Linked DNA regions of Mus musculus: regions 1, 2 and 4 are each linked to region 3. A link is a loop called in an ENCODE intact Hi-C map of the cell type or tissue named here. Cell type or tissue: heart. All regions are shown on one strand. Each heading gives the region's core, and the rest is flanking DNA. Links, peaks and the distances in the headings are about the cores only. Region 1 has its middle 34 kb from the start of Gm39459. Region 2 has its middle 57 kb from the start of Gm39459. Region 3 holds the start of 1700020M21Rik (RIKEN cDNA 1700020M21 gene). Region 4 holds the start of Gm34323 (a long non-coding RNA gene).

Region 1 (7,893 bases), core at 1,247-6,246, 120 kb before region 3:
TCTGTCTCTCTCCCACTCTCTTTGTTGTTTGAGACAGGCTTCTGTGGATCTCAGGCTAGATTCAAACTCTCTATGTAGCAGAAGGTGATCTTGAACTCTTGAACTTCCTGCCCCCACCTCTGTACTGCTAGGATCTCAGGTGTGTGCCTCTACCCTCAGCCTGTGGGGCACTGGGGATGGAACATGTGACCTCATGTATGTTAGGCAAACACTCTGCCGTTCTGCTCTTCTAGCTGCCATTTGATCCTAGGGACACTCTTGGTTGAACATTTGTCACTGTCTCACCCCCCAACCTTCACTCCTGTGGTCCTTTTCATGTGGGGGTTATCAAAGGAGTACAGTTTCCATCTAGAACACTTGGGGCCAGTGCCAGTGGGGAAGGACAGACTGTCAGATTAGAGATGACAGGGGCTCTGAGAACACAGAAAAGAGACTTCAAAGAGTAAATGGGTGGGAAGTAGGAGTGGGCTTCTGATCTCTCCACCCTGAGTAGGTTCTTCCAGGCAGCAGGAAGGACATGGCAGTGGGTGGTGTCGCAGCCTAAACCCATGGCCCAGTTCGGAGGATTCTTGCATCTGGAGGATACCGGCACCGTTCGTGGTCTCTGCATCCCTGGCCTGAGGCATCACTGAGCATGGAGCCTCCTGCCCTGCCAAGACAGTGGATAATCTATTCCTCAGCTTGGCTGCTGGTCCATGAGGTGTGTGCACTTTGTGAAGTCATCATACATTGTGTCGCTTAGGTACGCGCTTTGTGTCAGTGTGCACTCTGTCGATAAAAATAGCTTATTCAAAGGCAAAATAGCAACTGCAGCCTGAAGTCTCTAAAAGGCACAGGGAGCATTTCCTCTGTCCTAAACATCTGACACTTTTGGTTGAATAACCAGTCAAGCTGAGGAGATGGCTTAACGGGGGGGGGGGGGGGGTGTACCTCTCAGGGGGGAGGGCTGGCTGGAACCTTCCAGAGTGGGGGAGGGTAGGTGAGCAGGATTCCCGGGGGATGAGAGGGTCACCCCCAATGGCTATGCTACACTGTGACCCTCAGCCTTTGATGCATGGCCACCACTAAAAAATGCTTGGTTCCTGTAGACTTCCTTCTTTCTTTTAAAAAAAAAAAAAGACTTATTTATTTATTATATGTAAGTAGACTGTAGCTGTCTTCAGACACTCCAGAAGAGGGCATCAGATTTTGTTACAGGTGGTTGTGAGCCGCCATGTGGGTGCTGGGATTTGGACTCAGGATCTTTGGAAGAGCAGTCAGTGCTCTTAACTGCTGAGCCATCTCACAAGCCCCATCCTGTAGACTTTCTATACAGGTGAAATGGCCCTGTCCTGTGTGTCCCAGAAAAGAGGCATGCTGGGGAAATTAGCACTGGCCACTGGAGAACAGAATGTGTTATGGAGTCAAGAAGTTGAGTGGAAAGCCAAGGGTGAGCCCTAGGGGAGGGGCGGGGCCTTGTGCTTCTCCCAGCCTGCTTTTCCTTTACCAAAACCCTGTGCTGTTCCAGAGGTTGGAACTAGCAGTTGGGCAGAGAGAGAAGAAAAATATTTCCTCACTCCAGAAGTTTCTCTCCTTAGTTTCAAATATGAAGAAGATGCTGTGGGGCCTGGAGATATGGCTCAGCAGATAAAGGGCTTGCTGCAAAAGTGTGAGGGCTGGAGTTCCAACCCAAGGTTCATATGAAGGTGAAGCGGTGTGGCAACCTGTCTGTAGTCCTGGAGCTGAGCAGGCAGAGACAGGGCGTCCTTGGGGTCAAGCTGGGTGGCTAGACCAGCAAAGTCAGGGAGCTTTGAGGTCCAGCAAGACACCATTCCTCAGTGAGGAATGTGGAAGCTATCAAGGAAGACATTCGGTGCCATCCTCAGCTGCCCCCACAAGCACAAACACGTATGTGCACATACATGGGCTGCCAGACATGCAAACACATATGCAAACATACATGCTTATTGTATGCACATGCCAAAAGGGAGTGAGGCACCCCAGAAATAGCATTCTGATTGAATTCATGGAAAGGGCTGGGAAAAGGAGCTTGGGGCTGCTAGGGCAGCTAAGGATTCACACACACACACACACACACACACACACACACACACTGGCAGCAGCTAGTAGGCACCCTCCTCATCCAGGAGGCGGGTGCAGGAGACTTGCCGAGTGACTTGCAGACTCTCAGAGCTCCATATCGGGAGGGTTTTTGTCAGGCCCTGCTCCACTTCTGGACAGCTGCTCTTTTGCATACCCAGGGACAGAACATTCCTGGAAGAGTCCCTTCAGAAAGAGAAGGGGCCATCCCTTCTCTTTGAGCCTAGAAGATTCAGTAAGGGTGAGGAGAGGCCACCAGGGACGGGACTGTGCCCGTCGCTGCTTCATTTCTCATGACTCCGAGGAAAGGGACTCCTCAGATCTCCCTGGCAACATTGCCAATGCACGGACTGTTGTCGTGAGTCCCAGTGTGGGCAGATGTAAGTGGAACACTGAAAGCAATAATAAGCCATCTGTTGCTGCCGCTTCCTAAGAGACTGCACCTGTAGGAGGCACCTTGCCCAGCCCTCTCCAGCACCTCACAGTGGGATGCAGTGCCTGCCAGGTGCTCCTTCACAGCATCCCTGTGGGCAGCCCTACTTAGGGGGTCGGAGCTCTCCTATAGATCAGGCCTTCTGCCTTTCATGTGGATGAGAGCCCCCAAGCTTTGTAGTTAAGGTGATAAGTGCTTCGGCAGGACTGGGGTGGGCCTCAGGGTCTGTAAGCTTGCCAGGTGAAGATCCTTCTACAGGCCCATGAGCGATGCTTCCTGGACAAGGCAGTAGATGCTTGTGAAGATAACGGATGAACGAATAAATAAAGAACAGGCACACCCACGGCGTTTCTTCCCCCTGTCTCATCAGCCCTGGCTCTTTCATCTAGGAACACTCTTACCTGTCCGCCCCAGGAAATCGCAGCCTAGAATTTACAGCCAGCTGTGTTTTGGACAGGCTGAACTGTGTCTCGGATGATAAGCCCTACCCCTGCTTTGGAGCAGCAACTGCCTGCCCCCCTTCTCCTCCCCCCTCCCCCAACCCGCATCCCGGAACTCACCGGTAGCATTTGATGTGAACATGAAAGGGCCAGCACACCTGGGCATCTGCCCCATTCTTCAGTCGTTCCAAATGAAAAGCAATCCTATGTAGTCAGCTCCGGGGCAACAATTTCTGTTTCCCAACTGACCCCTCAGGCGGACTCCGCCCAGCATCCCCACAGAGGTGGCGAGGTCCAAGTGGTTACCGCCCTCATCAACTCTGCAGCAACTCTGCCATTGCCTTCCCAGCATTCCCAGTGTTGAAGCGGGCTGGAAAAGGGACTGAAGGGTGTTGAGCACACAGGCTGCATCCTACTAGCACGAGAGCTACCCCAGGCTGCTAGCATTAAGATCCACAGAGTTGAACACATACTAACATGAGCCAAGAGGACACCCTACGGCTTTCCATGGCTTCTTGCTGCGTAAGAGATCTCTCGGGAATAAATTACTAAGCGCAAGGACATCTGTAGGTGTTCACCATTGGCCACATGTTTGACTTTGGGTTCTTCAGACCCAAACAGAATTCTCCTGTCCCTTCAAGAAGTGCCCTCTCTTTCAGGGACTCTGACTCCCTCTGCACATGGCTGATGAATGTGCGAGAAGTCAGTAAACCTAACCCAAGTTCCCTGAGTTCTCATTAAGCCTTGAACACAGTCCTGTATCTAAGAACACGGAGGAAAATAAAATATGTGACCCACACATACACTCTCAGGATATGCAGTCTGGTGGGCAAGGAGACAAGGTTGTAAGACATTCCTACAGGACGTCTTCCTCTCTGATCATCGCTGGCCAGTGGGAAGCTGAGCTCACTGGAGTTCTGTGTAAGGAAGGAAAGGCAGGTTAGACTGGGGAATCCAAACTCATGCCTGCTATAAAACATCCCCTTTCAAATGGGACTGGCAGAATCTCAGGACTGGGAAGGAAATGGTGCATATCTAACTTTTAATGTGAAAGGCAGAACGGACTGTATCGGCAGCAGTCAGCCATCTAGTATCTCAGATGCTGAGATGCTTAGCTCATTACTTGTGAATGTTGCTCTAATTAACACTTTAGATACCAGAATGGTCCTTCCACAGACACATTCAAGAGTAGGGCTGAGAGCCTACAAAGAGGCTCAAATTTGCTAGGTTGTGACTCCCTTATTAGTATCACAGACTCTGCCTCTATTCTTTTAGAAAGAAATTCAAACACGCGCTGGAGATATGGCTCAGAGGTTAAGGGCTGCTCTGGCAGAGGACCGGAGCCTGGATCCAAGCGCCCACATGGTGACTCACAACCATCTGAAACCGGTCCAGGGGATCTGATGCCCTCTTCTGGCCTCAAGGGGCACCACACATGCATGTGGTGTTTCTCTCTCTCTCTCTCTCTCTCTCTCTCTCTCTCTCTCTCTCTCTCTCTCCTCCTGTGGATCAGGATGTAGCTCTCAGCTACTCCTTCAGCACCATGCCCTCCCACCTGCTGCCCTGTTCCCTGACCTGGTGATAATGGATTAACCCTTTGAAACTGTAAGTAAGCTCCCAGTTACATGTTTTCCTTTATAAGAGTTGAGTTGGTCATGGTGCCTCTTTGAAGTGCTGGAACGGTGACTAAACAAACAGGTTACAAAAAACTAGCATCTGGGCAGGAGTGTGCACAGGTGTAACTCCTTCCAGAAATAGACGGTAAGAAGAGAGTTCTAGTGCAGAAGTTTAGCTGGGAGGTGAACCTGGGATTCAGAAGGGGGAGAGGTGAGGATGTGAGACAGGGAAGGAGAGGCCAGTGACTTGAGAGTAGGAGTGTTCCTGCTATGGCTACTAGCACGTGGTCCTGCTGGGGACCTCCGGAGAAGGATCCAGGCATGTCCAACCTGTGGCCTGCAGGCTGTGAATGCAGCCTATGACAAGATGGTAGACATACTTACAGCATTATCTGATTGTTTGTGTAACTCGTGTTACATGGAGCGTGAACTTCGTAGATGGCAGTGTTATGTAGCAACGTGCACTTCAGCTTTGTGCCAGCGCTAGCGCAAGAAAGATAGTGTGCTTACTCACCAATTCTAGGCACATTTTATTCTATTTATTATTTTCTAATATTTATTTGTCTATTGGTGTGTATATGTGTGTATGTTTCTATGTGTGTGAATGTATATGTGTATGCATATGTATGCTTGTATGTGTGTGTATGCATGTGTATGTATATTTGTATGTGTGTATATATGTGTGTGTATGTTTGTATGCATGTGTGTGTTTGTATGTATGTGTATGTTTGTATATGTATGTACATGTATATGAATGTTTGTATGTGTATGTATGTGTAGTGTATGTTTGTAAGTGTGTGTATGTGTATGTATATGTGTATGTGTCTTCCCGAATCACTCTCTACTTTATTTTTTTTAGACAAGCTCTTTCAAATGGGGCAATGGTGGTGCATGCCTTTAATCCCAGTACTTGGGAGGCAGAGGCAGGCAGATTTCTGAGTTCAAGGCCAGCCTGGTCTACAGAGTGAGTTCCAGGACAGCCAGGGCTACACAGAGAAATCCTGTTTCAAAAAACCAAAAATAAATAAATAAATAAATAAACATTTTCAAATGAACCTGGAGTCCACCATTCAGCAGAGCAAGTGAGCTGTGGGAATCCACCCGCCTTCACCTCCCCAGCTCTGGGATTGTAGACACTGCTCCTGCTCCTGGTTTTAACACCTGTACTAGGGGCCCTACCTCAAGCCCTCATGTTTATGCAGCCAGCAATTTATCAATTTACCATGATTTATTTATTATTTATTATGTGTGTCCACGTGTGGTATATGCACATGGGTGTTCATTTGTGCAATCTTCGTTGTAAAATTTCTGGGACCGTTGGTTCCTTCCACTTCTGGTGCGTGTATAAGGCTGTGTATAAGGCTCTGGCCTATGGCCAGAGCGAGGCCCAAGGCAGAGACTTCACAGACATGGCATGGGAATCCCTTGCTGAAGGAAAAGACTGGATGGATCACAAAGTACCTGGTTCAGCCAAAAACTCCTTCTTTGCCCAAATATGGCCGTGAGCAGGTTCCTCCTGTCACTGAAGCGAGCCCTCTGGCCCAGCCCTGAGGCTTGGAGCAGCTCAGAGATAAAGCCTTCATATTGGCCTCTGTCTGTCAAAAACCTATTATTATATCCTCTGTCATTCCGTGGAGGAACTGTCTTCTGATTCAGCTCAACATGGTGCCTTTTTCTCCTTGAAGATCAAAGCTGAGACCCTTTGAAGTGACTAATGGTTTTAGAGAGATGGCTTTAAAAACCTTACGTCCTAAATACGAATCCTGAGAGCAACTTTCCGCCTCTCCGTCCCACCTGTCACCACAGTGCAATGGAGAGCAGGGACGTCTTTATGATGACATTGCGCGATAAGGTGTTTTGCAGCTGGTTTATGGTTCACGCTCCTTTAAAGCAGTTTTGAATAATGCAGTTAATCCTAAAATGTTATTAAAACATCAGATTAGCCTCTGTGATAGTCCAAGGTGACCTGGCCAGTTGTTGCAGAAAATCCTGAATGCAGAAAGAGTTAAATTTACCACCAGCCATGTGAGGAGTCTGGGTCACTCTCCCTCTTATCTCTGGGAAGTGATGTTTATTCATTTATTGACCTAGGCCTTGCCCAATTATTTTAAAGTGCAATAATTTACAGAAACATGAACATGAGTTTATATATTGTCAGAGAGAAGGCACTGGGGAGGAAGATCAAAGGGGAAAGCGAGAGAGCCCAGAACAAGGTCAACCCAGAGTGAGTCCCCAAAGGACCTGTGCCACTGATGATGTCATAGGCGAAGTCTCAGGGCTAGTGAGCAGAGCACACAGCAACTCATGGAAGCCAAGGGCAAAGCACAAGAAAATATCAGGCGAAAGAGTGAGGTTGGTCTAAACAATGGTCTAACCTTGGGAATCCCAACTCCTGTAAAGTCAGGCCCAACTGGGGTACGTGGTGTACACAAAGTTGTAATGCACAGAAACCAAAATGATGTGTGTGTGTGTGTGTGTGTGTGTGTGTTGTGTGTGTGTGTGGTGTGTATGTGTTTGTGTGTGGTGTATGAGTGTATGTGTGTGTGAGTGTGTGAGTGTGTGAGTGTGTGGTGTGTGTGTGTGGTGTATGAGTGTGTGTGTGAGTGTATGTGTGTGTGTGTGGTGTTCGCACATGTGACACGTGTGTATATTACATACCCCTGTGCATCTGCTTGATCAAATCCCTAGCAGCAATATGTGGAAGGAATAGTTTACCTTGGCTCACAGTTTGTGGGTACAGTCCATTGTGACAGGGAAATCATGGAGCTGAGAATGTGAGGCGTCTGGCCGCACTGCACCTCAGTCAGGAAGCAGGGGGTGAGAACACGCCTTCTCAGCTCACTCTTTCCTTTTCCCTTTTCAAAATGTAGCCTAGGACCCCAGCCCATGGTATACTGCCACCACACTCAAAGTGGGGTCTTCCTTCCCCAGTTAAATGTCTCTGGAAATGGTCTCACAGATGTGCTCAGACATGTGCCTTCTGGTTGGTTCTAAATTCAATCAAGTTGATAGTGACTATTAGCCATCACACACAGGCACACGTGCACACACACATGCTCTGTTTGTGTGTGTTTACAGTATAAATGCATAAAGATGTGTGGTGATGGTAACAACCTCATATTAAAGATAGGGACAACTTACAGAGGGGGCAAGAGGCATCAGAGAGAGTCTCATGGAAACACCACCCCTATCGATAACGTTATGCTCTGTTGGGTTTTAGACACGTAGAATTCTCTCCTGCTAGGACCTTTCTGTGAGTCAGAATGCATTTTATCCTAAGTCCTGACGAGGTCATGATAGACGCAACGCAGTAAGACCTTGAAGG
Region 2 (7,893 bases), core at 1,938-6,937, 140 kb before region 3:
AATTAAAATTACTCTTTTCAAAGATTAAAAGTCTTTTTAAAAGGTGTGATGGATTTTAAAAAAGAGGCAATACTTAAATTTTAATTGTTACTTCTCTGATAAACTTGAATTAAAAAACTTCCCCAAACTGGTGGGCTCTTTGCTGATCTGTGAACTTTTCTTGCGTCTCTTTTGGGGACTCTATCAGTCTACTATCTAAGGTCTTACTATATCATGTTCCCCCTACCCTTGGTGTCTTGGTGTTTTATAAAATCCAGGAACACAAACCCACGGGACCCCTGCCAGAAATGAAGGCCCTTCCTGGATTTCTTTTTTAAAAGATTTATTTATTTATTTATTTATTTAATGTTTGAGAAAACACTGTAGCTGTCTTCAGATGCACCAGAAGATGGCATCATATCCCATTACAGATGGCTGTGAGTCACCATGTGGTTGCTGGGATTTGAACTCAGGACCTCTGGAAGAGCAGCCAGTGCTCTTACCTGCTGCACCATCTCTCCAGCCCCCTTCCTGGATTTCTTTTAGCAGAGAATTACTAGCACATCCTCTTCCACCAAACTCTCTCATCTCACCTCGACTTTTGCTGGCTTCATGACCCTGCCTCACCCTAGATGATGTCACAGCAGCTGCCTGTGGTTGATTTTTCTGTTTTCATTGCCCAAAGAATAAGAACAGTGATGTGTGGAGAGCAGGATTTGCTACAGGTTTGAGGTAACCAGTGAGGATTATTATTATCAGTATTTATGTGTGTGTGTGTGTGTGTGTGTGTGTGTGTGTGTGTGTGTGTCTGTGTATGTGTGCAAGTTCATGTGTATGCAGGTGCATGCGTACATGTGTGTGCAGGTGCATGCGTACATGTGTGTACATGTGGAAGTTAGAGTCTTTATCATCCTCTGCTTATTTATTTAATCATGATCCAGGTCTCTCTCTGTACTCATTACTCACTGAGTTAGCCTTAGTCATCATTCTCCTGTCTCCACCCCAACCCCTGTCGCACATCTACCCTAGCTCTGGGGTAACAGGCAAACACTTGGCTTTTCATGTGGGTTCTGGGGATTCAGGCTAAGGTCCTCTGCTTGTGTAGCAAACACTGTACCTACTGAGCCATCTGCCCAGCACAGGGTCAAAAGCATTGCAACTGCCTTGGGCACACTCCACCAGCCGACCTTCCAGCTCCTGATTGCAGGGCTTATGAGGGAAAAACCCTTCTCCCTGAGAATAAACTCCATGCTCTCAAATACACAGCCAGTTGGCTCCACTTATTAATTACATTTGCCCAATACTTCAAAATAATAATTTCTTAAAAAGATTTAGTGTGTGTGTGTGTGTGTGTGTGTGTGTGTGTGTGTTGTAGTACCCACAGAAGCCAGAAGAGGGAGTTGGAGCCTCTGGAACTGAAGTTAGAGGTAGTTGTTAGCTACTGAACCTGGGTCTCCTGTAAGCACCGTAAGTGCTCTTAACTGCTGAGCCATCTCTCCAGTCCCAAAATTTAAAAAAGAAATTAGGAGTGTCCTTAATTATCTATGTGGGAATTAATCACATGTTGCCAAATACACAAGTTTCTTTCCATACGTGGAATTTTTTTCCCCCCACTACAAATGTAAGAATTTTGAAAGTTACCATGGGATGAAAAGGGTCTCTTCCCAAATATTTTTTTTGTTTGTTGGTTTTTCTAAATCATTCCTGCACTTAGCATGTTATCTTGAGAATAAAGACTAATTTTTAAAAATTTATTTATGTTTGGTTTTTAAAGTATAAAATCCCATTTTTTTTTCTTATTGCAATATGCTTTTCTGAATGTAAAAAGTTCTCACAGCACTTTTAGAGTCTCATACAGCCCATCCATCATTCCAGTCTTTTCTTGGCTATTGACCCTCTTAGCACTATGATCTTGGAAAACAAAACATCCCTTATAATTAGGAGAGCACACAGCACCCTCCCCTGAGTTGAGCTGGAATCTCACCCCACTAGCTAAGCCAGCCCACCCTCACCCTCGCTGGTTCCTCCCCACTCCCTTCTAGCTGCCCCCTTTGGCTGCCCCCACCCACCCCTGCTGGCTGACCCTGTCCCATTGCCCTCCAGCCTTCCCAGTTTTCTCTGTTTCTAAGTCCTTTGCACAGCTTAACTTTGATGACAGCTGTTTCCTGTCAGAAGATTTCCAAAGCCCTTAAAAACAAACAAACAAAAAGTCACCTTTTCTCTGGTTTAGGTATAAATGGCAACTCCAAAATCCTAGCGATGGTGCTCTGAGGAGGCTGAGAGGGGACCTACAGATACTCTTCATTTCACGACAAGGTTAAGGGCCGTGTTCTGTCGGGCTTCCCCTGAATCAGAGAAGAAGGGCTTGGTCAGGTGACCTCTGGGGCGGGGGGGGGGGGGTGTCTCAGAACTCGGGGAAGGGAGAAGGATCCACTGAATGTAGCATCAAGGTGCCTGCTATGGGCAAGGGCCCAACCTCTGGTCCTTACCTTCTAGAATATTCCAACCAGAGAATGGAGGCAGGGTATCTGCCTACTAGATAAAGGGGTCTGTGGTGTTCCTTGTCTCTGCACTATAGACTGTTGACCGACTTGAAGTCTGAGTGAGCTCCTAGCTTCAGATAGGGAAGTAAACTGGGGTCAAGGAGGGGGGCCTTTGTGTTTGAGAATGAGGCTAATGTGCAAACCAGAGATGTAACAAAGCCAGAGGTAAATGACTATGTCACAGGTGCCCAAAGCCACTGGCAAGTAGGGATTCTGAGTCCCCCATCCCTCGCTGTGCCTAGGGTAGTGCTCCCCGGTGGATCATCTGCTCATTGCAGCCTAAGCCAGAGGACAGAGCCTTTCAGAAATGGACCACTTTCCATCTTCCTTCTGGCCTGTTAGGTTGCCCATGCCCTCCCTCTGCAGACACCTATGTTGAGGGATACTTTGTAACCTCAAATGACCCCAAACAAGTCTCTTCTCCCAGTGCACATTACAGCTGCAGAGATGGCTCAGAGAGTAAGAACGTTTGCTGCACAAGTGGGAGAACCTGAGTTCCAATCCCTAGAACCCACATAAAAAGCCACGCCTGGCTACACACAGGCCCATAATGCCAGCCTGGACTGTGGGTAGCAGAGGCCGGAGGATCACTGGGTCTGCTGACAGAGAAGGAGGGCCTACCTCCCCCACCCCCCAGAGAGAGAGACAGAGAGATACAGAACCACATTCACACAAACACACAAAGAGACAGATACAGACAGACAGACAGACAGACACGTGTACACACACAGGGAACATTGCAGATGACTACAAATCATCACCTCACCTCACTGGAATCTTTTTTTCTGTGGGTCTCACCTGGCTCACAGGCCAGCAAGACACCCCCTCAGCCAGGTTCAGTACTACCCTGGGTTACCAGTGCCCCTAAACTTGCCCTGCTTGTTTGTGTGTTTGCTGTGCCTTTCTGTGCAGAGGAACTTGCACAGGACAGAACTATATGTTTAGTTTATTCACGGGGTCGAAGGTCCTGTCTGGAAGCAGCAAATATTTGTAGAAACAAAGGAGGGAGGGAAAGGGGAAGTGGGGAGAGGAGGTGGTTGCCAGGAGATAAAGCAACTGGCTTGTGTCACAGTTGCCAAAGATAAGTCACCTGACACACATGGGAATTCCCAGAACAACCATGCACAGAGATACTTAACTCAGTCTATTGCAAAACTCACTACTTACTTGGGCATTTTGACTTTTATTATTGTTTGAGATACTCCAAGGGAGAGTGACTCAGACCACCAGGTGACTTGGCTGTGGTTTCCTGTGAGTCAAGCCTGCTAGTCAGCTCCAGACAGAGGTGAACAGGAAACTAGGCCAGAGAAAAGCTAGAGAAACCAAGAGCAGCAGACACACAGACATGCAGGCGGCTTCCAGCCTGGGCACTCGGGCCAAAAGGGCAGACAAACTGTAAACCCCAGACACTCGTGCCCTGAGTGGGCACAGCTATTCTTTTTTTTCTTTTTTCTTTTTTTTTTAAATCATATAGTACAGCATTTACCTTTGCAAGCCCTTCAAGATGTGTTTTGTTGTTTATTTTGTTTAAAAACAAACAAACCAGGTCTGGGCTAAAGGCTACCAGCTTTGATAACCCACAGAGAAAGGGAGGTAGCCGCTGTATTGTGAGGTGAGTGCTCAAAATGACCCTGGAGAGCAGTGCCAAACACAGCAAGGAGTGTTTTAGACTTGTCCCGCCAGTGCGTGCCTCACTGCATCCCGCCAACCTCGCAGTCCAAACGGTCCTCTTTCAGAAACTTCTCTATTTCAGGCCAAGGGAGGAGCAGGAGGAGGAGGAGGAGGAGGAGGAGGAGGAGGAGGAGGAGGAGCAGGAGCAGGAGCAGGAGCAGGAGCAGGAGCAGGAGCAGGAGCAGGAGCAGGAGGAGCAGGAGCAGGAGGAGCAGGAGGAGCAGGAGGAGCAGGAGGAGCAGGAGCAGGAGCAGGAGCAGGAGCAGGAGCAGGAGCAGGAGCAGGAGCAGGAGGCCAGAAGCCGGTGCCCTCTGGGCCGACTGCAAAGGTCCTCCCTAAAGCGTTCCAAGAAGGCTTACACGGGAAAGGAGGAGCTCTGGGATCAGAGTCCAGACTCGGCACAGCTATTCTTACATCAACCTGAAGGCGTAGGCGAGGACGACTGGAGGACTGGCCACATCCTTTCCAGAGCAGGGCTGGCCTAACAGAGGATGCAGGGAGAGCAGTGAGAGGAAGCTAGCCCGCTGCTTTTTTTGTTTTTGTTTTTCTTCAGTATTGGGATTAAAAAAACCAACCAACCAACCAAACCATGATTGTTCTGATACCACGTCTCTTCCCCTCCTGCCTTTTGCGTCCTTTCCCCCTTTGCCAGCGCCTGTCTTACCAACCCTCATCCATGTCAGTGACAGAGTGTCACTGGTGTATTCCACCTCAGGAGCCAAGGGACAGAAATGGAAATGTCTGCTGCATTTCCTGGAGAGTATGATGACATGAAGTGTCCACAGGAACAAACTGCCACAACCCTAGACCTCCTCATAGCCCAAAGCAGCTGCTTGGTCTCCACTTCTCTCAAGCGTGGTCTCAGGACACTCACCATGTAAAACAAGTGGGAGGGACTGGGCAGAGGAGTCAGGTCCTAAGGTGCTTGCTGCCCGAGTGGAGCGTGAGGACCAGGTGCATCCTCGGGGTTTGCCTAAGATGCTGTGTGTGGCAACACATCACTTAACCCCACCATGGAACCCAGGGGCCTGAGCTTAGCGGTAGGGTAGGTAGGCGGTGGTCTGTCACGTCCCTCAGGCTAGGCGACCCAGTGCAATCTGCCTAACTCAGAATCTCTGGCACCACTGAGATTCCAGAGTTAATGGAGCCTCAGTGGGGTCACATTAGGGAACCTTGCTACAGGGGTGCACTGTTCTTCCCTACAACCAGTCTGGCATCTCTAACTTCCTGCCTCACTGGATTCTCAGGCCTGGAGAGGAGACTATAATTAGGCTATTCTACTGTGGGATTCCTCCCAGCCTCATGCCTCTCTGTTTTCCTCCAATTGTCTACACCTTCCTTTCCCACCCACAATTTGAAGCTGGCTGTTGTGTGCGCAGGAAATGTGTTAAATGAGCTGATGTTTGTGTTACTGCCCAGTTGCAGGAGCTTTGCTCCCTGGGGAATGTCTGAAATGTGGTCAGGCAGCCGGGCACACATTCCCACCAGCACTGTACCAGAAGATTGTCATTAGCAGAAGGTGCTGTGAGAGAACCATGTATGCTTGTGGTCCTGTGAGGGGCATTGTACGCCTGTGGGCACAGGCTTCAAGACACAGGTCCTGTCTGCAGCCAGCAGTGCTACTGCCGATGGCTGAAACCCAGCTGTGTGAATGCTGGCCCTAAATACCAGCATCCACCCCACAAAATGTATAGGCATTGAATTAAAATAAGAGGAGATATTTTGAATTGTGGAGGGTAACAGGAGGCTCCCTATAGGAGCCTGGGAAGTGAACTTCTTCAGAATCTCCAACCGATAGGGTTCAGCTGCAACAGTGGATGGTGCATGGGTCAAATCCAAGCCACTACTTGTTTAAATAAAGTTTTGTGGAGATACAGCCACACCCCTTGTTTACATGTCTTCTGTAACTTCTTGCTGCAGCAGAACTCTGTAGCTACGACAGACTGCATGGCCCTCAAGCCAAAATATCTCCTATCTGGCTCTTTGTAGAAAAGGTTTGCTGATTCCTGGTCTGACACAAACCCCTTAAACTTGGGTTTGCGAGAGGACTGTGGTGGGTCACAAAACAGAGTGCCCAACAAACAAACATTAACTCAAAATCTACTGTAAATCCAGGGTGCACCCGGCAGCTCATTCAGTGTTGCTCTGTGTGAAGTCACAGCAGCCTTGAACACGTGACATGAACATTGGACACCTTCACACCACACAGCACCAAGAATGCAGCCTGAATCGCCTCAGCTCAGGTCTAAGATGGTTGCATATTATGAGCTAAGGGGTTTATACTTTACACACAAAGTTCTCTGCCCTCACAGAAACGTCTGCAAGTGGAGAACAAGGACTTAAGGAGTTTTCTTTTCTTTTTTCTTTTCTTTTTTTTTTTTTTCCATTTTTTATTAGGTATTTAGCTCATTTACATTTCCAATGCAATACCAAAAGTCCCCCATACCCACCCACCCCCTTTTCTTTTCTTTTTTTTTTTTTTTTTTTTTTTTAGGTTTTTCAAGACAGGGTTTCTCTGTGTAGCCCTGGCTGTCCTGGAACTCACTCTGTAGACCAGGCTGGCCTGGAACTCAGAAATCCGCCTGCCTCTGCCTCCCAAGTGCTGGGATTAAAGGCGTGCGTCACCACACCCAGCTTATGGAGTTTTCTGATCATCATTCCTAAGCAGAGAAGCACATTTTTAGATTGCATTGTATTAGACAAGCAGGCCCTCTGTCTCATTAATATGCAAATTTGCTCTCCTCTCCAAATATATTAGATTAAATGTATGACAACAAGTTGCTTTAAAATAAATCGCTTTGTGGTTTATTATCAGTAAATGTTTCATTTATATATCTACTTCATGTATGTATCAATGTGGGGTCACAGAGAAGTTCTTGGGAGACGAGAAATCACCAGGGGGAGAACTTCAAGAAGTCTTAATCTCCTCTCACCCCGAGCCTCCCACTCCCCAACCCCTACCCTCCCATCCCCAGCCCTACCCTCCCACCCCTCACCTCCACCCTCTCACCCCATCACACCCCCACCCCATACCCCTACCGGCCCCCACCCCCTACCCTCCAACTCCTCCCACCCACAGTCCCACACTCCTTACCCTCCCACACCCCAAAACCCACTTCTCATCCCCCACCCCACCCTCTACTCTACATCCCCCAACCCTCATCTCCTACACCCCTCACCCTCCACTCCTCTTAACCCTGCCCACCCATACCTCTAAACCCCCTCACCCTCCATACCCCCATCCCTCAAACCCCCCATCATATAACCCAAGGTTCAGGGACTCTCAAGGGAGAGGTGGGTAGGACTGTAAGAGCCAGAGGCTGGGAGGAAGACAGGGTGGAAACAGTGTCTTTTGGACACGGCAGGGCCACTGTACTGGTAAACTCACAGCAGCTGAGGTCACCCGAACAGGATAAAGCCAGTCTACATTCTAGCCCACTCACCATTCTGGTGAAGGGGCTCATGAGCCCCCACCCTGACAAAGAAGCTATGGACAGTTGATGGCTTCCAGAGGAAAGTCAGTTTCCCTTAAGGGTATGTCCCTGAGTAGGTGTACCCACTCCAGGGATGGCCCCACACACAGGAGGATATGGACAGCACAAACTGGAGTTGATGGGGGAAAAATGAGGACAGAAAGTTGAGGGGGGAGGAAGAAGGTACGGGGGGATCTGGGAGGAGTTACAAGGACAAACGTGATCAA
Region 3 (7,893 bases), core at 966-5,965:
TTTTTCCACGTGATGTGATGTCGTTTTTCTTTGTGGAAGAACAAAGCTATGTTGTACATATATTCTGTAACTTCTTCATTCAGTCATTCCTCGATGGACATTTGAACGGATTCCTAATCTTGGCCATTAAGAACGGTGCCGCAGTGAATGTGTTTGTGAGTGTGCTTGTGGTCTGCTGACTTTAAGAGTGAGTCCAGGAGTGCTTCTAGCTGGTTCTCACAATCATTTCATTTCTAGGCATGCTTGCAGGATTGCTTGATTGTTAATCAGCATGGGAGGACCCACCCACTACAGACAGCAGCATCACCTGGGCAGGTGGTTCTGTGTTGTAGAAGAAAGCTAACTAAACCCGTGACTGACCCAGCCAGCAGCACTCCTCTGTGGTTTCTGATTTAAGGTCCTATTTGGACCCGCCCCAACTTCACTCTGTGATGGACTGTGGCCTAGACTGGGTTTTATCTCAGCAACACAGAGGAATGTGCCACCTGTTCTTAAGGTTGTTGCAACATCTTATTGGGCTACCATCCCTTCAACTGAGGAACAAAACCCAATATGCGAAAGAGCCTCAGTCCATGCTGACCCTTCTCCAAGAAGCAGCACAAGAGAGCCCTGTAGCCGGCCCAGGGCAGAGGTGCGGAGACGCGGAACTGCTCTTGGCTCTTTCCCAAGCTCTTCCAAGTCCCTGGAAAAGCCACAAGAGTGCTGCAGACATGATTTGGGACCAGCTGGTGTGGATTCAAGCTACCTCTCTGAGACCAAGACATGCTTCTTCCCACAGGCCGCCTGGATCCTTTCACCAAACCCAGATAGCATCGACCAAACCTCCAGGCCAGGGTCACTCTCTGAGCTCCACCGTTCTCAGAGTAAATGCATTCAGAGTAAAGGCCCAGAGTAGATGAAACGGTTGTTTTAAAATGCTGATTTATACCCCTCCCAAAGGCGCTCTTTTGTTCTGTTTAATTTTACATCAGATTGGTGATAGTAAACTCTAGGGCAGATTCATCAAAGGAAACTGATAATTGCTGACTGTATACTTGATTTTGTTCATTATTTTGTTAACACCTGATTCTGAAATATACTCCTTAGGAATGGGCTGGCAACTGGCATAAAAAAATATTAGAGTACACAGGATGCTTTTGCATAGAGGTGAGGCTATCACCTGCCAGCTGTGGATAGGTATAGTCACAGCCTTCCCACCTGTTCACAGGTAGCTGGATACCCTATACCATAAAGGCTTTGTAGAATAGGTCTCAGTTTGTCCCATCTGGGAGTCCTGGTGGAAGATAATGGACGACTAGGGAAGAGAAATCAGAGTATGGGCCCAGGAAAGTATCAAGAGTGACAGGAAGGGGTAAGTACGGAAGGTTTAATTGGGGTGACCCAGTGGGAAACCCAGTAGTCCTTTAGAATAGCAGGATTGGGTGTGCCTCGACTGACTCACCGAGACACGCAGTCCTCAGTAAAATGTAAATATATAGAAGCAGCGGCCACTGTCTCTTTCCTGTGCTTCCTGAGAGCTTCCGGTGGCCTTCCTGTCTTCAGGGAAGGGCATGACGATGACGACGACAATGATGACGATGATGATGATGTAGGGTGGAAAGGTGGCTTGCGATTCAATGCTAGGAAATGTTTACGTGAGACTCAAGAGGAAAGCTACACAGCTGTGACTGGGCAGGTCGGTCACTATGTGACCTGAGAGTGGAAGGTGGGATGTGTGTCAGTGAGCTCCGTTATCAAAGGGAGGGTGATGGGGCGCAGGCAACACAGGTGACTGCCATACAGTGAATGGGGGGGGGGGCAGGCAGCACAAGTGACTGCTGAGATACTTATAACTCAGTGGGAAATGTGACCTTGTAAAAAAAGGGTGGTACCGTGAACAACCTTCAATACTCTCTCCTTTTCCCCCCTTTTATTGAAAATAGATTTTTTTCATACATTTTGATTATGGTTTCCTCTTGCTCTCCCTTCCCCCCACTCCTCCAAACCCCTCCTCACCTCTCCTTCCATTCACATCTTTTTTGTCTCTCCTTAGAAAGCAAGCAGGAATCTAAGGAATGGTTAAAATAAAATAACAATAACAAATCAGAACAGGACAAACACAAACAGAAGAAAAAGCCCAAGAAAAAAACACAAGAAACACACAGACACACACACATTGGCACACATTAACACAAAACTGGAAGCCGTAGCATATATGTAAAGGACCTGCAAAGTAAAATAAAATATTTTTTAAAAAGACTCAACCTTAGGAGACAACCTCTAAAGACACCACTGAGTTTGTGGACATGAACCCTACCCTTAAGAGTGGTTTGTGTCCCCAGTGAGACTCCCTTGGAGAAAGGCATATTTTCATCTGCAAGTGGTTATCAGCTGGAGATCGTTGCTGGGTTAGGGATGGTGGCTGTAGCCACTTGTCCCTTCGGCTCCAGGACTGCTTGGTGCAGACTATGCTGGCCCTGTGCCTTTTGTCACGGTTTCTGTGAGTTCATACATTCGGGGTCTTGCCGTGTTGCTTCCTTGGTGTCCTCTGTCCCCTCTGGCTCCTACACTCTTTGCACTGTCCCCTGTGCAGGGTTCCTTGAGCCCTGAGGGTTGAAAACATAGACGCCATGGTTAGGGCTGAGTGTTCTAAGGTCTCTCACTCTCTGCATAAGGTGAGACTGTGCGTGTCTGTATTTAGCCCCATCTGCTGCAAGTGGTGGCTATACAAGGAAAGAGCATGGTGGAATGCTGTTAGGAGTCATTTCATCGGTATGCTCCTTAAGGAGAACTGTAGTGTTTGATTTTCCCTTAGGTCCCTGGCCTGTCCAGTCTCAGGTTCTTGGCCAGCCAAGCAGCATCAGGGATGGGTTCCATCTCACAGAGTGGCCTTAAATCCAGTCAGATGTTGGCTGGTTTCTCCCACGAGCTTTATGCCACTACTGCACCAACACAGCTCACAGGCAGATCACCTTCTTCTTGTTTCCAGTCTCCGCATAGTAAGCCAGGCAAAGTCTGTGTGGTGGGCCAACACAGCCAGGAGCTAATGCGCTTCTCCTCCGCTGTTCTCCACCCACCGGAAGCTACATGTTCTGGAAGCATCCTAAGCCCGCGGGGAAGGGCCTGGTGTGCCTTGCTTCACACAGACATCCGTGAGAGCCACTTTCCTTGACACTGTGACAAAATGCCAGACAAAAACAACTGGGGGCAGGGAGGGCGGGTGAATGAGGATTTATTCAGGATCACCCTCTACGATATAGCCAATCACGGCAGGGACCGCATGGTGTGTGTGTGAGAGAGAGCTCTGTGGCAGCTGGAGTGTGTAGATAGTACACCTCCCCTCCTCATACCCCGATGGAACAGGAAGCAGATACCAGACAGGAAACAGGGCCAAGCTCCCAAGGACTCACTTCCTTCAAGGAGGCCCCGCCTCCTGCAGGTTCCATTAACCCCCCCCAAACAGCGCCACCTGCTGGGAAGCAAATGCTTAAACATTAGACATCTCAGAAGTGTGTTTTTAACACCATAACAATTAGCAATAAATGCGTTGCTTATTTTTTCCATTAAAAAAAAAAAGATGTTCTATCTGTTTGTGTGTGCCCATGAGTGTAGTACCCTCAGAGGCCAGAAGAGGGCATTGGATTCCCTGGAGCTAGAGTTACAAATGGTTTGAATCTACCCAAAATGGGTGCTGGGATTGGAATTCTGGTCCTCTGGGAGAGCACTAGCTAGCTGCAGGTCATATAGGCCTGGGAGTATGGCTCTCTCTCCAGCCCGCCTGCCCACTAAAGGCTGTGAGGATTCCCACAGTAATGAAATCTTGTTAGCTGTGTGTATTTTCTGAACTGATTAGACCTCAATACCCCCTTTTGCCGTAACAGTGTGACGGTACACCACTGTGGCGCTCTGTCTAGCAGAAAGGTCGAAGGTAACACAATAGTATATATGTTAAGTGTCTGCTTTAGGTCTCTCAGGCACTATAGAGCCACAAAGATAGTTTCAGTCAATTCTCAGATACCTTGCTGCTTGTTCTGGGCTAAATCTCGAATCAAACAAGAAGAAAGGGGGAGGGGAGGAAAAATCCCCACCAACCAACCATCTTGGAGCGCTCTTCCCCAAGAGTACCAGGAGCGGGATCTTGAAGTCCGATGTTTCTCAAGCAAATAGAAACTGGTTACTCCAGTGACAAATTTTCAGATTCGAGGCCAATGCTTTTGGCTTTCTCTTGTCCTCTGCCTTGCGGTTATAATGTAGCTCCTGAGGTTCCTGGTGTCACGCCCCTGTTAAAGGTGGGCTGAGGACTACAAACACAGTGCCGGTTTTCTCTGTGGCTTAAATGGAGTTCTCCAGTAAGCAACCTTTTTGTCTTGCTGGTCTAACTATGTCATAGCTCAAGGGAGGTGGGCCTTGCTCAGTGTGGGCTCAAGTGGCAGATAGGAGCCGTTACTGGGTTGGTAAACAAGGTCTGCTACTTTCCCCTTCCAAATATAGCCAACCTGCATCCAGATATTTTATTGCAATAGCCAGTAAGTGTGTGAAAAATATTCAACATATTTATATACCAGGAAAACACAAATCAAGCATCGAGGTTCCATTTCTCCACAGTCAGAATGGCCACTGTGTTCTCAAGTAAATTTCCTCATCGCCATGACAAGAGCAACTCCAGGAAGAAGGTTTGGCTCAAGGACGGTCCATGGCCACTGGTCACATTCATCTTGAGGGAAGAAGCAGAGAGATGAATGCTTGCTTTCTCCTTTTTTATGCAGATCATGCTATGGTGCTGCCCACATTTGGGGTGGGTTTTTCCTTTATGGGTAAATCACCAAAAATGCCCTCCCAGGCATCCGGAGCATATCTTCTAGCTGCTTCTACATCCCATTAAGTTGACATCACAAATCATCACTGAGAAAACAAGTGACAAATGATGGTGAGGGGAAGGGGTGGGGCCTGGGCAGCCAGAGCGGAGGTGGGGTTTATGGCCTGAAAGTAGGAATGTTACAAATGGTATAGCTCTATGGAAATCAGTATGGAAAGTGTGAAGTGAAGGGATGGGGAAGACAGAAAGAGGGAGAGCACCGCCATGTGAATTAATTCAGACTACCCCTAGATATATACCTGAAGGATTCTAAGTCAACATACCACAGAGATATGAATATGCCTGTGTGTATCATTGCATCCACTGTTCACAATAGACAAGTTATGTACTCAGTCTAGCTGCCCATCAAGAATGAATTGATAGAGAAAATGTGGCTTATTGACACAACGGAGTTTTACTCAGTCATAGAGAATAAAATTATGTTGTTTGTAGGGAATTGTATGGGACTAGTGATCATCATGTTAAGTGAAATAAGCCAGCCTCAGAAAGACAAATACCACACTTCCTTTCATATGTAGAATCTAGTTTAAAGAAAAAAGAACATATAGGTTAAACGGGTGGGGGTGGAGCTCATTCATGAGAAGAAGGAGACCTGCAGGGGAGGAGACAAGCAAGTAATAAGAAAATACATTCAATTGATTTCGATTATTTTATTTTATGTGTATGGGTGTTTGGGCTGCACATAGGTGTAGTCTCCCCTCCCCCAGCCTGAAACCTGCTTGCTCAGGGGTGGAGTTTCCCGCTCAATCGTTCTGCCGTGCCCACTGCTGGAACCTGCCGCTTTGCTGTTCGGAGCCGTGCACGTGGTCACCCTGCTATTGGACTCCAAGATTAATTGGCGGGAATCGGGCCCCTTCCCCTGCTTTATAACTGCGTGTGGAACAGTAAAATTGAGCTTTGATCAGAATGACTGTCTTAGCTGCATTTCTTTATCTCGCCACCTAGCCCCTCTTCTCTTCCAGGTTTCCAAATGCCTTTCCAGGCTAGAACCCAGGCTGTGATCTGCTGGCCGGACACAACACATAGGTATGTGCAGCACATGTGTGCAGTGTCCTCAGAGGCCAGAGGAGGGCAGTATCAGTTCCCCTGGAACTGGAGCTAGAGATGGTTATGAGCCACCATGTGGGTTCTGGCAATTGAACCTGGATCCTCTGGAAGAGCAGTCAGTGTTCTTAACTGCTGAGTCATCTCTCCAGCCCCCCCAAATATACATTTACATGTGTATGAAGATATCACAGTGAGATAGTATTCTGCATAAGTAACATATACTTCAGTTTGAAAACAAAGAGCAGAGAGAGATTTTACTATTGCAGCTGCTGTTTCTGTGTGTTAGGTTCTGGATGTTACTGCCTTCATCTTGATTTTTCTTCCCTGGTACCACATGTCCACATTATGGAATGACCACTGTGCCTGGAACTCACTTGCCCATCAGCTCCCAGGCTTTTGTCACAGCCTGGAAGTTTGAACTATCACTACCTTTCCTGGCATGTGTCTCTCCATCGGCTTGCTGTCTCCAGGCTGCACAAAGTTTCTGTGTCTCCTGCTCTGGAAGGCAATTACTCTTTATGAAGTACCTCCTAATCCTAATCCCCAAGGCAGGTTCTGTTTAAACCCTGTGGGCAGGATGTGCTTCATTGCACAGAGCACGCATGCGCAAAACCTAGCTACTCCACATGTGTCCAGCTGGACGCCAACAGGAATAGAAATGTCCTTAAGTTAAAAAAAAAATTAGTCACTAGTATTTTTTTAATTCTTTAAAATTACACTTATCTATTTTGTGTGTGTGTGGGCATGTGTGGGTGGTGAGCAAATGCTGTGGAACACACGGGGGTCAGAGGACAACTTGTGTGAGGTGGTTTTCTCTTTCCACCACCTGAGTCCTGGGGATCAAACTTAGGTCACTAGGCTTGGTGTTCCCCGGTGGTTTTCTGTGCTAGACACAATGTTGCCGATCCCATGCAGTCCATTTCTTTGTTGCAGCTACCCTGGAAGGCAGTGAGCATTCTCTGCAGCTAGCAAGTGACCAAGGGTGAGCGAGCCTAAACTGCCTGAATCATACACCCACACTGGCCACGATCTGCTGGTAGAAAACCTCATATATAGTGTGTGGGGGATGTCATGTTTATCTAAAGTTAAAGGCTCTGGAGACTTAGAAAACCTGGGTCGGAACTGGGAGGTTGGAAGTTTGCCAAAACTCAGCTGGCACCCAGGTTGGAGCTGAAGTAAAGACAGATCTCTTTTGCGACTCTCTCTAAAACATTTATGCTTTAAATGTTATGGAGCCTGCTGAATGGGGGAGGCAGAGGTAGCCCCACTCTCCTTCGGCTTAGAGAGCCCCAACCTGAGAGTCCAAAGCTGAGTTTCATCGAACCTTCTAAAATATACAGGGAAAAAAGTCAGGTCTCAGGTGTTCCCTACTGGCCCAGTACTCCAGCGCTCTAAGGATCAGGCTTGCCCAGATTCCCACAGCAGGCCTGGCTGCACCAAACAGTCACACCCTCTGCATGCCTGGGCATGCTGACCGCACTGAGCACATGGATTGGTCATACATGTTGACTGTGGTCTTAAGCGCTCTGAAGCCAACTCTGAGATAAAGGCTGGCCCAGCGTGCCTTGATTTATGAAAGAGGTGCTGCCTAGGAGACCTGGGAGCAAAACAAAAGAAGACAGAGAAGGCGAAGAAACCAGGAAGGGTGTGTCACCTGGGGAGTGGCTTCAGCCTCCACCCACAGGAGGCTCTGGAGTGTGACTGACAGCTCAGAGTTGGTTGGACCTGAGACCAGGGAGCCTGAGTTTGGTGTTGTCCCCTCCCCGACATCACTGATTAAGGACCCATCCCATGTGTGTGGTACATGCACTCCCAAGCACCAATGGGTATCTGTTCAAAAATAGATTCCAGCAGCCTGGAGAATTCAGGAGCTGATTCTGGGAGATAGACACCAGAGGCACGTGGGTGGGGGGGTTGGGGGTGGGGGGTGGGCAAGATGGTAACCTAATCAGGTGACTCGTGCCTCAGGTTTAGAGCTTCCCTCAGCAGTT
Region 4 (7,893 bases), core at 1,181-6,180, 310 kb before region 3:
TTAGAGGCATAGACAGACAGTAGAATTGCTCCCCTGGAACCTGTCCTCACTGCAGGAGGGGTTATCAATATGCTCAGACTAAGAAATATTTACATTTGAGATAATGCAAAGCTCAGAGCAGCTTCAGCCAGGCTTGTGTGGCATTTCTTTTATTTTGCAAACCCTGCTTAGGGAAGTTTTGGGGGCCTCACCTCGCCTCCACCTCCAGGAATTATTTTTAAGCCAAAACAACATTATTACAGACCAATCCAGGTGTTGTTCAAAATAAAGTTTAAACTTACGATTTATGAAAGGTCATTGAGGCTGTGTAACTTCTGAAGGCATTGCAATCCGGCCTGCCTACTCCATGTAGAATTATGAATTTGGAAGGTTGTTTTTTTCCCTCTGTATCCTGATAATTATAAAGGGTTTGCTTCTAGGGAGCTTGTAATCACTGGAAAGTTTTGCGTCTAGGAATGGCGAATAGCCTTACATTATATTTTTAAAAAAATTGCCTAGAAGCTAGGACTGTGAATCTTTCAGTGTATATTGTTTATTATATGGAGAATATTTATTAGCTGATCACTCTGGTGGGATGTTACTACAAACCTTTGCTCTTATACAACGAGCTTTAAAGTTTGGGGGAATAGTTGTTGCTCCAGAAAAGATTCAGAAGAAATATCTTTCTCAATACTTGGGGCCTCAGTTATATCCTAGAAAAATTGTGGTACAGAAAATTCAAGAAAGAAAAGATGATTTGCTTACTTCAAATTATTTTCATAAGGCTCCAGGAGATGTTAATTGGCTAAGACCTCACCTTCAGCTCCCCACAGGAGGACTTAAGCCTTTGTGGGATGTTGTCAAGGGAGATGCAAATTAACTGGTGAGAGGCAGGATAGCTTTGCAGAAAGTAGAGGAAGATTCTGTTATCAATTGTTAGCTGCTTATTCTAGTTATTGTTACTCAATGTGCCCACAGCAATTCTTTGGCAAAAGAGAGCATTAATGTGGATTCACCTTTCTTCACCTCCAAGTAAAGTTTTAAAATCCTATTATGAAGCCATTGTGGGGTTAATAAAGAATTGTAGGATAGAATCATGAAAATATTTTGGAGAGAATGTCTTAAAAAACCCGATGAGACATCTATTCCTTGTTTCAAATAGCAATTAAATTGGTTATTAAAGAATATTGAGGGCTGGTGAGATGGCTCAGTGGGTAAGAGCACCCGACTGCTCTTCCGAAGGTCAGGAGTTCAAATCCCAGCAACCACATGGTGGCTCACAACCATCTTCATAACGAGATCTGACTCCCTCTTCTGGAGTGTCTGAGGACAGCTACAGTTTACTTACATATAATAAATAAATAAATAAATCTTTAAAAAAAAAAGAATATTGATATTTGGCCTACTGCATAGCAAACTTTTTAGGTAAAATTGGCAATCATTATCCAAAAGACAAGTTGTTAAATTTTTCTTGTATGCATGCTTTTGTAGTCCCTGTAAATGTATGCATGTATCCCATAAAGAATGTATCTACTGTATTTATAAACAGCCCTTCTGTGGGAGAGAAGTATACGTGATTGGGTCACATGTTTATTCTCATGATTTTCGAGTTTCCCTCTACTTCAGCACAGATAATTGAACTACGTGCTATAGTCAGTGTTTTCAAAGTGTTGAAAACTCAAGCTTTTAATTTGTATACTGATTATGTGTATATATATATATATATATATATATATATATATATATATATATATGGGCTTACAATTGCTTGAAATTGTTCCTTTTTTTAGATACTGCTAATTCTCAAAGTTTGCAATTGTTTATGCATATACAACTCAAGTTAAGAGAAAGTACTGTTCCTTTAAAGGACTGCCTTTGGACATTTAAGAACTCATCCTGGACTGCCTGGACAAGACCCCTGAAGGCAGTGCCACAGCAGATTTGTACCCCAGGCAGATTATAAGCCTTACACAAGAACAATTGGCCATATAATCTCGTTCTTTCCTCATCAAACTAGTAATGGCTTGAGATGATAATTTGGTATTTTTGTTGAATGTGCACGTCAAATTGTAAAGACGTTCTCAGTCTCCTCAATTCCTACATGTACCACATAATGGTGTTAATTCCCAAGGACTTATACTTAATCAATTACTGCAAATAGATACTCATATTTCTGACTTTAGAAAAATAAAATATGCACATGTGACTATTGACACCTTTTCAGGCTTTCTAGATGCAACTGTTTTAACAGGAGAAGCAACTAAAACTGTAATTAGCCATTGCCTGCATTATTTTTCTATGCTTGGTGTTCCAAATCATACTAAAACAGATAATGGAACTGGCTGTTCAGTCAAGCATTTGACATGTTTTGTCAACAGTTTAATGTTACCCATATTACTGGGCTTCCTTACGATTCTCAAGGACGAGGTATTGTGGAACTTTTTCAAGTGTTCGTTTTATCCGAAAAGGCTGTGGAAGGGCCGGCAAAGTGGATGCCATGACCAACACCTGCCACTAGGTGGTGCTCAGATGCCGGCCCAGGCTGGTAATAGGAGAGTTTTTCCTAGAGATAGGGAAAACCTGTGGAGTCGCTGGCCTTGCCTCCTCCCTGGACTGGCCACAGGTCATTATGACCAACTAACACTGGGCTAAAATAGCCTCTGTCTCTAGCCCCGAGGAAGGCGTGTTACTGAAGGAAACGTCTGAGACAATCCCAAAGCAAACAGACACACAGGTGGGGTCTCGAGCAGTCCCTGACCACTAGGGATTATTTGTACATGAGAAGTCGTTTGCGGAACAGTGGCCAAATATTTGCTGAATGCTTTCCAGAGCACTGAGGACAGGAAGGTGGCCAGAGGTGTAGTGACGAGAGGTCAGTGGGCACTGGAGGAATGCAGGGGTGGGGCATGGGGGAAGGGAGAAACAGTGTGTGGAGAAGGACTTGACTGACAGGTCAGACAGCCATAGAGGAACCTGGGGCAAAGGCCTTGTGATGGGAGGGAGCAGATCGACTCCCAGCTCACCGGACTAGGAGTCGTGATGAGAGATGAGGCTGGTGCCCTTTAAGGGTTCTCAGCAAAGGAAGAAATACTCAGGAGGCACGACAAGCCTTAGACCAATCTCATACAGTGTCTCTGGAAGCAGGACCGGAGAGCGCAGAGCGGGGCCTGGCTGCCGCGGGCCCCACATTGACTTCACGGTGCTTCACTTGGAACGGCCTTGCCAGGCCCAGCCCTAGAGGTTACTGGGCCCCAGTGACTGATAGTGACCTGTAGTGCACCCAGGACTGTGCACGGTGTATACAGTCAGTCTCTGGATGTAAAAATGAACAGCCAGGGCGGTGCGTGCTTGCATACAAATGCAGAGGAGTAGGACGCTGGAATCAGAGGTGGCTCCGATGTTCTTAGCTCTGCAAGTCTTTTTGAACTCTGGCTTGGCAGTTTAAGATGTTTTAGGGATGAAGCCTGTCTCCAGAAGTACAGTGTGCGGGGGAGGGGTTAGTATCCTCAGTGTAGTTGCATGCACATGGCTGGGGCATCGGGCCAGATTCCTCTTGGGTGCATTGGCTTTAGCTTGGACACAGGAGCCTTGAGATGGAGATCCTTGGACACAGGCCCATGGAAGAGACACTGAAGTGTGGAGGAGGGCTGGATAAGCCAGCTTCCTGATAACGACCCTCAGTTCACAGACTTATGCAATTTCTCTCCTGTAAAAGCGGTTGAGGTCTCCACCTTGCAGCGTTAGTGATCGTAAGAGGCTGTGCGTGTGCAGACGCCCAGCCCAGAACTCTGCAGCCATCCTTCCAGGCTCCGACTGCATCTGCTGACCCAGGGCGAGCCGCCCGGTTCCCTCGGTTGCTCTGTGGCTCACGGCCTGCAGGGGGCAGCAGTGGGATGCAGTCTCAGCCGGGCCTCTCTCCCAGCCTGGCTGCTCGGCTTTCCCTACAGTCTGGAATTGCAAAGTTCCCTTTTGTGCCACAATGCATACTGCTTGGGTCGATTTGTTTTTAAATGGATGATGTTTGAGGTTCCTTTATGAAGGCTCTTCACATCTGGCATTCAAAGAAAATAATCAGTTAGACTATCAGCCGATAGCAGCTCGGATGAAATTTGGGCCTACTTTCCAGTCAAACAGCGCCTCCCGGCTCCACAGGCTCCTGCCCGCTCCCTCCATCTCTTCTTGTGACCTTTTATCTCTGCGGGAGCCCAGACTAGAAAGAGGGTTCTGGGAATGTGGTGTGTTTCTCATTAAGTTTCTGCCGCATAAAAGTCATGTGACTCAAAGCTCCCCCCCCCACTTCTTCACCCCACGAATCTACAATAACTCCCCATGTTTAGATTTGATTTGACTCGAGATGACTGTAAACACATAATCTCGTTGATCTGAAATTAGAAAAATCTAAAATCCAAAACCAGTTTTCAGTCGCTGGCGGTTTTTTTGGGGGGTGGGGGTGAAACAGAGGAAGACCACCCCTCCCTGCCCCCACGAAAAGAAATCAGTCCGCCAAAGCCCGAGCGGCCCCTTGTCCCGTTCCCTCCCCCTTTCTTCCCACATCTTTAAATATCTTTCTTTGAAAGGTGAAGCTATGACTGTAAGATTGTATTGCGGGGTGGCCCCAGGCTTCTGAGGGATAGAACCCGGGGGCTGGGAGGGAAGCCTTAAGGAGGGTCCACCACCTTTAACAGCTGCTCCTAGTCACTGCTTCTGTGGGAAGTGACACATTCTGACTCTAGTGGCCTGTGGCTACGAAGGTGTGTGTGTGTGTGTGTGTGTGTGTGTGTGTGTGTGTGTGTGTGTGTGTATGGTGGGGGGCGGGGGGATCATAAGTCTCAGCAACTGTTAGCGATCTCCTTTCCAGAGGTCAGGCTGGAAGCTCTGTCCTGCCCGTGAACGAATAACCACTACTTGGGGCGGCTGGTGGCCCAAAATAGACACGGAACTTCCTACCTAAGGCAAAGGCCTGTGTGGACACGAAGAGCCCCACCTGTACAGGTGAGCTTCCTAGCTGGTGCTGATGGGTGGGAGGGGCCCCGCTCACAGATGCCCTAGAGCTCAGCACAGACTGCTCCTCTCTAAGCCTCTCACCTCGATCCTGAGCAGCTGAGCACCCCCAGCCCCCGTCCCCGTCCCCGTCCCCGCCCCCATTCCTGCTTTGCCTTTAGATTGAGCTGGTCCTCAGGTGGCTGTCTCAACCCTGCCTTTTGCCTTTCCCCTGTCTTTTGTCTTTCCTCAACATCCTGGGGTAGCTCTTCACTCTTTTTCCCAGTATTTATTGTAGCCCTTGGGTTCCTGCTCTGCTCCCCTCCATTTGGGCTTCAGTTCTGGATGGTGGGGCGGAGTGTGGTCTCCAACTGCAGTTCCCAGGAGACACTGAGCAAGTCCTTCCTATCCTGTGTGCTGGTTCTTGCCTTTGTGATTGCAAGTGGATCTGAGGTCTGCGGAACTCCTTTCTGTTAGAGGATCTGTAGCCAGGGTCAGAAGACTCCTTGCTCCAAAAAGGCTTTTTTGTTGTTGTTTTTTAATTACTCTTATTTATTTATGAATTTATTTATAGATGAGTATATGATTGTCACAGTGTATCTGTAGAGTTCAAAGGTCAGTTAATAGAAGTCAGTCCTCCCCTTCCACCAAGAGGCTTCTAGGGGCCAAACAGCCTTGGCAGCAGTCTCCTTTACCTGCTGAGCCATCTTGCTGGCCCTGTTTGTTTGGAGACATAGTCTTATGTAGTTAAGGCTGGCCTCAAACTATGTAGCTGAGGAGGGTCTGAACTCCTGATCTTCCTGCCTCTGGGCTATGACTTCATCTTGTTTCCAGTGGAGTAAGACAGAGTTTTCCCCAGAGTCATAGATATTCCATTTTCTGGAACAAAATCCTGGCGACTGGCCTTGATCAATGCAGAGGAGGCCATTCCAGGACCCTAGCCCATGAGCAGGTGCAGGACTCTGTGGCTGGAGGGAAGCTCATTTTCCCACTGTTTTGGAAGCTGGAACCTGTGAGTTCCAAACAGGTCAGGTTCACCCCATTCTGAAGTCTCTCCTTTTGGTTTATAAATTGACCACGATTTTCTTGTGCCCTCCTGTGACCCCTTCTCTGTGGATCAGGAAAAAGAAACATAAGTTGTCAATGTCCCTCTCTATAGAACCCCAACATCCTCAATCAGGGTTTCACCCTTATGGCTTCGTTTAGCTTTAATTACCCTCTGCCTCCCCCAATAGGCCCATGACCGAGGAGTAAGCCAGCATGTGGGATTAGTGGAATGTAGCTCAGTCTGTAGCATCCTCCATGTCCTCTTCTCAGAGACTTTCTAGTTGCTCCCTGACAGATAAGGGAAGGACAACAATAGAACGGGCAGATCCTCCCTCTTTCCCTTTCTTCTCTCTCTCAATGTGTATGTGTCTGTGTGCATGCATGCATGTATGTGCGTGTGCGTGTGTATGATCAAAGGACAAACCCAAGTGTCATTCCTCAGAATATAAGACAGAAGGATGGACCATCTAGAGACTGCCACACCCAGGATCCATCCCATAATCAGCCTCCAAACGCTGACACCATTGCATAAGCCAGCAAAATTTTACTGAAAGGACCCTGATATAGCTGTCTCTTGTGAGGCTATGCCAGTGCCTGGCAAACACAGAAGTGGATGCTCACAGTCAGCTATTGGATGGAACACAGGGCCCCCAATGGAGGAGCTAGAGAAAGCACCCAAGGAGCTAAAGGGGTCTGCAACCCTATAGGTGGAACAACAATATTAACCAACCAGTACCCCCAGAGCTCGTGCCTCTAGCTGCATATGAAGCAGAAGATGGCCTAGTTGGCCATCATTGGGAAGAGAGACTCCTTGGTCCTGCAAACTTTATATGCCTCAGTACAGGGGAACGCCAGGGCCAAGAAGTGGGAGTGGGTGGGTAGAGGAGTGGGGGGGAGGGTATGGGGGACTTTTGAGATAGCATTTGAAATGTAAGTAAAGAAAATACCCAATTAACAAAAATTGGAAATGAAAAAAAAAAAAAGAATATAAGACAAGATCATTCACTGGAACCTGGGGTCACCAATTGGGCCAACCTGAAGGACCATGGAGCCCAGGACCAACAGAGATAGATTTCAAGCACCATCATGCCTGTCCTTTTCTCTTTTCTCTTCTCTTCTCTTCTCTTCTCTTCTCTTCTCTTCTCTTCTCTTCTCTTCTCTTCTCTTCTCTTCTCTTCTTTCCTTTCCTTTTCTCCCCCCACCCCCCTTTATTTTTTTACGTATGTATTCTGGGGATTGCACGTATGAGCTTGCTGAGCAAACTCCCAGGCCATAAGAGACCTTTATGTAAATGTGGAGCCGAGGAGGACATTGATGTGGGTGTCGGGAAGGCCAGGGGGAGAGCTGGGCCACAGTTCTGCAGGCTTCACCAGGGGGGCTGCAGTGCTATAACTCAAAGGTGGATGAGATATGATTATTTTTGAAAATCTGAAATTTTGGTTTCTTTGAAAGTGCAGAAATGGGCTGGTGAGATGGCTCAGTGGGTAAGAGCACCCGACTGCTCTTCCGAAGGTCCGGAGTTCAAATCCCAGCAACCACATGGTGGCTCACAACCATCCGTAACGAGATCTGACTCCGTCTTCTGGAGTGTCTGAAGACAGCTACAGTGTACTTACATATAACCAATAAATAAATCTTTAAAAAAAAAAAGAAAGTGCAGAAATATTATAACAATGTGCTTTTGTTTCAATCTCAGGTGTAAGGATGTGGGGCTGCTTTGGACGGTCTGTAGCAGCTGACTACGATTTGCCTCATGCTCTAACAGAGGCATAGTTTTGCCAGCTACAAGTGGAATCTCAATGTGGGACTCAAAAGTTAAGGATAAAAATGGGAAATCCAATTTCAAATGCTGTAGAGAAAAATGGCAGGGGATGAAGGCCATCCTGG

The links. Peaks named below come from ENCODE experiments on the same cell type or tissue, not always from the same donor. Only the 100,000 strongest peaks of a DNase experiment are listed, where the experiment ranks them.
Region 1: a loop joins it to region 3, with 1.8 times the contacts of the local background. A loop is called at or near these places in 3 of 42 quality-filtered maps.
Region 2: a loop joins it to region 3, with 10 times the contacts of the local background. A loop is called at or near these places in 7 of 42 quality-filtered maps.
Region 4: it touches region 3 in a loop (4-fold over the local background); 5 of 42 quality-filtered maps call a loop at or near these places.

The regions. Positions count from the first base shown.
Region 1 is chr9:120,796,039-120,803,931 of GRCm38, forward strand. No RefSeq gene overlaps it. Among named protein-coding and RNA genes, the nearest start is that of Gm39459, 34 kb to the right of the region's middle. In heart, for the core only: a CTCF peak has its summit at 4,362 (motif pointing left); no DNase peak of the experiment used is centred there; H3K27me3 peaks cover 725 bases.
Region 2 is chr9:120,773,079-120,780,971 of GRCm38, forward strand. No RefSeq gene overlaps it. Among named protein-coding and RNA genes, the nearest start is that of Gm39459, 57 kb to the right of the region's middle. In heart, for the core only: CTCF peaks have their summits at 1,949, 2,769, 3,754 and 4,611; DNase peaks (open chromatin) are centred at 3,623, 4,613 and 5,543; H3K27ac peaks cover 3,888 bases.
Region 3 is chr9:120,911,886-120,919,778 of GRCm38, forward strand. It overlaps 1700020M21Rik (RIKEN cDNA 1700020M21 gene), which reads right to left and starts at 3,365. Exons shown (of 3, transcript NR_040742.1): 1 at 3,330-3,365; 2 at 2,297-2,585; 3 at 1,889-2,205. In heart, for the core only: a CTCF peak has its summit at 3,486 (motif pointing left); a DNase peak (open chromatin) is centred at 3,156; H3K27ac peaks cover 1,023 bases.
Region 4 is chr9:120,599,139-120,607,031 of GRCm38, forward strand. It overlaps Gm34323 (a long non-coding RNA gene), which reads left to right and starts at 2,732. Exons shown (of 3, transcript XR_003948277.1): 1 at 2,732-2,851; 2 at 4,838-4,971. RefSeq lists an enhancer at 2,771-5,395. In heart, for the core only: CTCF peaks have their summits at 2,498 (motif pointing right) and 3,858 (motif pointing right); DNase peaks (open chromatin) are centred at 2,763, 2,873, 3,593 and 3,853; H3K4me3 peaks cover 2,209 bases; H3K27ac peaks cover 2,190 bases.